Linked DNA regions of Homo sapiens: region 1 is linked to region 2. The links are chromatin contacts, found by Hi-C or POLR2A ChIA-PET in ENCODE. All regions are on one chromosome and are shown on one strand. The core of a region is the stretch at or near the end of the contact, and the rest is flanking DNA. Distances in the headings are between cores, read along the strand shown. Region 1 has its middle 71 kb from the start of TES. Region 2 overlaps LOC105375463 (a long non-coding RNA gene).

What was found. Hi-C counts contacts between places; a loop is a spot of excess contacts on that map. ChIA-PET counts read pairs that join two places held with the same protein, here RNA polymerase II (POLR2A). Pooled maps may share reads with other maps.
Region 1: a map with no recorded cell type shows a loop between it and region 2 (4-fold over the local background). The contact joins two enhancer-like sites. A Hi-C loop is called at or near these places in 2 of 37 single-sample maps with no recorded cell type and 5 of 50 pooled maps. POLR2A ChIA-PET finds 5 or more read pairs at or near these places in 1 of 52 experiments (GM12878).

The regions. Positions count from the first base shown.
Region 1 is chr7:116,137,716-116,140,775 of GRCh38, reverse strand. It overlaps a transcript of TFEC not described here. Among named protein-coding and RNA genes, the nearest start is that of TES, 71 kb to the left of the region's middle. Within about 2 kb of position 1,580, at least 3 of the 41 ENCODE cell types and tissues checked have a DNase peak (open chromatin) inside an H3K27ac peak, as active enhancers do.
Region 2 is chr7:116,315,411-116,318,673 of GRCh38, reverse strand. LOC105375463 (a long non-coding RNA gene) reads right to left here. Exons shown (of 7, transcript XR_001745336.2): 4 at 2,164-2,242. Among named protein-coding and RNA genes, the nearest start is that of TES, 110 kb to the right of the region's middle. RefSeq lists enhancers at 1,206-1,355, 1,456-1,535. Within about 2 kb of position 1,258, at least 23 of the 41 ENCODE cell types and tissues checked have a DNase peak (open chromatin) inside an H3K27ac peak, as active enhancers do.

The sequences.
Region 1 (3,060 bases), core at 331-2,830, 180 kb after region 2:
AATGCACTACAGAGTGTGGAGGGTCAGATGAGGGTTCTAAATGGGAAGGCAAAAATTGAAGATAGTTTTAACCTGACTTCTCATTTAGCCTCTATGGCTGGGTATGTGTTATTCATATTCCTTTAGGCATTACATCTAAAGTAGTTATTGGCATGCATATGTTGTAAGACACTGCCAATACATCATTGTTTTAGTTTATAATACACATATCTGTTTTGTTATTAGTTTTAATGATGTAATACTTTGAAATTATATAAAAGTTCTTGTCAGCAGAAATTCAGGATTTGGAGAGGATCTACTAGGCTCTCTCAAGGATGCTGAGGTAGTCTTTGGAGCCTAAAATTCCTCCTTATGAGATGGAGTCATTAAAAAAGGTAAATTTATTCAAGCATGTTATTGATTCTGTGGAATACTAAACAGAACACATAGATTAAATTGGCTCTATTCTTGCGTGAAGAATGTTAAACTGTGGAATCTAAACAAAGAGTAGACCCTCTTCCAGAGCCACTCATTTCTTTCACTTATCTGATTTTCCATCATGTCATGCTTTATTTCTCAGAGTTGCCTCTTTCTAGATTCCAAAAGTCAATCCTCCAGTCTTGGCCTTTATTACTGAAACCTTAGATTGTTTTAATAGCCAATGAATGGATTTCCTCACAGTCCTTCACCTCTCCTGGTAGAATTTTTCACTCCTGCTTCATCTGCTATGCTTAACCTGCTATGATGATATTTCTAGAACATTCCTTCCATTGCATCATGCCCCAGCATAAAACACTATGGTGCTCCCTTTTGCTTTGTTTATCCTTGGATCTATGTCTCTTGGACATCTGCAATCCAGCCTCATGGGGGTTATGCCCATTTCTGTCCAAGTGCCCTGAGTGCCTGGTCAAGGTTCAGCTGGTTTCTTTCTATCTTCTGTTTATCCTATGCTCATTTGTGTATCTGCATACCATCATCTGGTGATTTATCTTCTGGTCTCTCCTTTTGCCTACCTTCTTTCTCTCAATTCTCCCAGTCTTTAAGGCCTATCTCAAACTCCCTCTCTTCTACAAACCTTTCTTCTCCAGGACACAAATATAATCTCCTTCTGTGGACTACCAGAGTAATTCTGGCCAGGATCCCTTAGTTTATCACAGAATTGTTTTCTGTTTCTTAAGATTTGGTTTACTTTCCTAACCTTGATCATAAACTAAATAAATGCAAGGTTCAATGATTTAAACTTTTTGTTTTACATTACCTCCATTCTTGGCACACTCAATAAATAATAACAATAAAATTCTAGTGTGATGAAAGGTGAGCTTTAATCAAAGAAAGCATGATAAAGCAGTGGCTCTTGAACGGAGAAGGTTTGTTGAAAGGCTGAGGACGGGTTGAGAAGCGGTGAGAATGGATCATTGTTCTGACACTGTGCGGGATGGAGTGCTGGGCAGTGAATGGAGGCTGTCAACTCTGGTTAGACTTGGCCATTGTTCCTGGGACGCCCGTGTTAGCTCTGAGTAAGAGATAATTCATCAGAACGCTCTTGTACTTTTTTTCTCTCTTGCTCTGGGGCAGAAACTGTTCTACTTCACAGGCTGAACTTTTTACCTCTTGCCCTGAGAGGCAGAAACATGCTGCCTGAGTGCTTCCATTTTGAGACACCTTGTAGGAATCCTTATTGAATTGCTTTAGAAGAGTAGATTCTTAGCCCTCTAGTGCAGCAATCTGCCACGGCAACCCCAGAGAGTGTTATTTTTCAGTCAGAGGTAGAAGCCTCCTGTAATATGGGCTCACTGGGCTTTTGGGGAAAAAAGACAGCATTTTGCAAGCTTAGTTCTAATTGAACATCCCCATGTTGCAATTATTATTGTATTTCAGTCTCGTAGCCTTTGTTACAGAGGTTTTTGTGTGAGTTAGGAGGGGACACGTTGGGTGACCGCTCAAGCCTTTACTTTTTTTCTTTAATTTATTAGAGTTCAAATTAAACAAGGCTCCTGCTGTTACCAAAGTTTTCTGAACTATTTTGTGTAAATGTTATTCATCCTTTGAAATCAATACAATTAAAAGTTGTGTTAAGAGTCTTCCTTTGCAAGGCTATGAACTTTTTCTCTAAGGATTTTTAACTTGTTTCAGGTCTTTGATTTCTTAAATGCATTTCAGAAAAGAAGATATACATGTTCTTTAATTGCTTCTTAAATTGGCAAAGTTATATTCTGTCTCTTAGACAAAAATCTTTAAATGATTGCATTTCTCTGTAGATTAGTAGCTTGTTAATTTTAGGGATGAAATGAACTCAGGAATAAAAATCATTTGACCGAGTTATCTCAGGCCTCACTTCAAAAAGATGCAGATTCTCCCTAACAAGGGCCTATATGAGATCAGAGCTTCTGTGTGACGTACTGGGGACATCTAGTGGACAAAAGTCAGAATGGAACATTAAACTGTATACCCAAACAGGATCCTAACTTTCAGATAATATCATGCTTATGAAAAAATCAGAAAATCAGTGCACTGTCTGTGAAGATAAAATACCATGTACATCTAACACCTGATTTTAGTGTTATCTGTTGTTTTGAATTCATTATAAATATAATGGCTTATCTTATTTGATTACACTTAGTTTATTGCAGCAGTGTCAGATTTTTAATTTAATAGATCCTGTACATGATGGAAAATATCTCATTATCAACATTGGAGAGGCAGATTTACGTAGCAGAAATGAATGTTGTGTTTGGCTAGGTATATAACCTGAGGAAAGATTGTGAATCTCTTTACTTTCACATATAAAGTGCATGGTTAAACAAATGACCGCATTTCTTCTGGTTTGGAAATCTAGAATTCTTGATTATTTTCATTTATTTTATTCATATTCATTTCATATTCATATTCAAATTTATAATTATTTATTTATTAATATTTTCATTTTCTAAACTATTTTATACTGTACAGAGGGTTTTCACAAGTATCATTTAAGTTGATTATCAATAAAAATGTCTTAGGTATTTAGTTCAAATTTTATAAATTGATAGGAAGGTAAGATGACTTGTGAACTAAAAAGCCCAAGTTTCTTGACATTTGAAC
Region 2 (3,263 bases), core at 9-2,508:
CATGTACCCCTTTTTCAAGGTTTCCTCCCTTATGCCAACAACACCCTGTGCATGACTACTATTGATTTTATAGCAGCATATAGAGAATATTAAAAATTCTCTATATGAAAATTTTTTCTATTTGTGTGTTTTCTTTCCCAACAGACTATACAATTGAGGACAAGAACTATGTCATTTTTATTATCATGTCCTTGGTATCTATACAAATAAAACATGGATTTACACATATTACACACTGCATCTATTACATAAGCATGCAATGAAGATATAGGTTCATATGTGCATATATATGTATATTTACATTAGATATGTATATACATACTTTAACATACATGTAACTGTATACTTTATGTACTTATATGTATATAAGTAATTCACCTATATACGTATATGTAAAAGTCATATATGATAGTCATATATATGTAAAAGTCTGTTTTTGCCAGTTTTTTAAAACAAAAATCATCAGCATCATAATTTATTGAAGTCGACTGCCCTTTCTTAACCTTATGAGATTTAAAAAATGTTTGGAATTTTTTTTAAGCCCATGAAGTTTACTCTTGTGAGGAAAGCCAGGTTGAGGGCAATGGCATTTCCACATTTTCTGGGGCTTAATTGAAAGAACATAGAGAGAGGGCTGGGTGCAGTGGCTTATACCTCTAATCCCAGCACTTTGGGAGGCCGAGGCTGGCGGATCACCTGAGGTTGGGAGTTCAAGACCAGCCTGACCAACATGAAGAAACCCCATCTCTACTAAAAATACAAAATTAGTCAGGCATGGTGGCGCATGCCTGTAATCTCAGCTACTCAGGAGGCTGAGGCAGGAGAATTGCTTGAACCCGGGAGGCGGAGGTTTTGGTGAGCTGAGATTGCACCATTGCACTCTAGCCTGGGCAATAAGAGTGAAACTCTGTCAAAAAAAAAAAAAAAAACTATATATATATAGAGAAAGGTATGTATCAAGCCTGTTAATGACCACGGGCCATCTGTGTAGTCACACAAAAGTGTCTAGTTTTCTTCCACATTTCTATGTGTCTTCTTTAGCATTTTCCTTTCTAAAAAACAGGCTCTATAACTGGGCACACTTGAACCCCACAATTAGTCATGGATGTGGTGATTCATCAGGCTGGCTTCTAAGTGCAAGCAGCCCTGGCCTTTCTAAGCCTTGACTGTTGGCAACTCTTTTTTCCCCGCTCTGAATCAGACGTGTATTTGTTTGAGTAATCAAGAAAGAACTGTCTGTCTTGTGACCTTAGAGGCTGGTGAAAGGGAGCAACTGAGTGTTTTTGGCACAGGAAGGTTAGTGAACAATGCAAATCTGTAGATCAGAGAGCACGCTGCTTGGCTGCTGACTCTGGGCAGACTTGAATGTCACAGAATGCTCTGATTGCCGGCAGGGTTTTTCACCCTCTGCCGAAAGCCATTTTAATATAAGCAGAATAGATTTCAGGTATTCCAGAAACCATTCTTAAACTTTCACTGTGTTCATGTTGTTAAATTCTATACCTTCTATTAAGACTTGCAGTCTTTCTGAAATGAGCATTTTGAATCTGACTGTGATAAGAGCCAGTGAGAGACAGCTTTACACATGGATGCCACTGGGAAGAAAGCACATCAAGTAACCCTGCTGAGGAATGAATGAATCAGCCTAATGCAAATTAGGTGAGAAACTGGACCGCACAGAGGGGATGTTGAAACCATTTTAGAGATGAGTGAGAGGGATGATAGCCAGTGAGTGAGCCCAAGAACTTTGATGACAATGAAGGCAGAAGAATCTGGTGGACGCAAAGGATTCACTTCTTATAATGAATTCACTCATCCCATTTGCCTGTTAATCAATGGGTGTTTTAAAGATGCCAGTTGGAGGAAGTCCAAGTGTTCAATTTTAAAAATGCCTATTAGATTAATTACAAGAAAGTCTCTCTCTCTCTCTTTCTTTCATCTGTCATTTTTTCTCTTGTTAGGGGTATGCAGGAGGTCTTCTAATAGACCAGAGAGAGATACAAGCCACAATTCGGGAAAATATCCCAGTAGACTCCTCTCTGCCTTATGTTTGGCATTCTTGAAATCTACGCTATCTGTCTTGAAATCTTTGAACAATGTACAATAATCTTATGCTTGCCCAGGGAAACCTGTTCCATTAGATGAGGTGAGTTGGTTACATACCTTCTTTGACTTGTGTTCCCAAGTGATCTTATTCCAAATATGACTTGGGGACACTTGTATGTGCCGTTCTGATATTGTCCTAAAAGGAAATTATTTTGGAAGTAAAGCCACTGATAAAATCAGCTCAGGAAAATGCACTTTGCAAATATGAGAATATAGGCATTATTAAAAGCCATGCTATAAAAATACCAATGGTTATTTTTACTGAGAGTAGTGTTAAATTTATGGGAGGCTATTGTTTTGGACTAAGCTCTTGCACTAGGCCCAGAAGAACAGACCAAACCAGAATGGAATCACTAGTGCTAGGTCCCCAAACTGGACTTTAAAATCAGCCAGTTAGAAAACAAACAAAAAAACCCCCAAAAAAACACAAAACAACAACAACAAAAAACAGATTCACAGCAATCAATTAAAAGGGGCCCAGTCAACCTGAGCTGACATAATAAGAAAGTCCCCTGGCTCTGCTTTATCCTTTTAAAGAAAGTAACTTTGAAACAACCAATCGGCTTTCTGTTCCTGTTTCTGCTTTCTTCAGGCTTTTCTGCCTATAAAGCCCACTGCCTCTCCTCAGCTTACTAGCGTGCTTTTCTGTTTCATAGATGGGATACCGTCTGATTAATGAATCACTAATAGTTTAGATCATTAAACTAAATTTGTTGAAATTTTTATTTTTTGACAGTAGTTACACAAGAACAATAAAATACCCTTAAGAGGAAAGTGAGAATATCTCATCCGAGAAATGTGAGACAGACAGAAAAAGGTTTAAATAATTGTATTCAAAAGCATTATGTAAACGACAAATAACACATGAAAGTCTAATCTGAAAGGAATGGGAATTAATGTTATAAAGGGAGACAAACAAAAATCAGGTTTCTTTCCACATCTCAACATGGAGGATTTTCCTTTACCCTGGCCTCCTATTTCTGTGTGCAGAAACTTGCTTCAACATGTCAGTCCCAGCTCTAGCTGTCCTGATTCACTCCTCCTTAGAGGGAATGAGCTCACCGGGCAGACTCTGCCCGGTGGGGACTGTCTGGGGAAGTCCTGTCATTCCCCGGGTCTGCGTTGGCATCACTGCTCTGACAGTCTCTTTCAGGAGT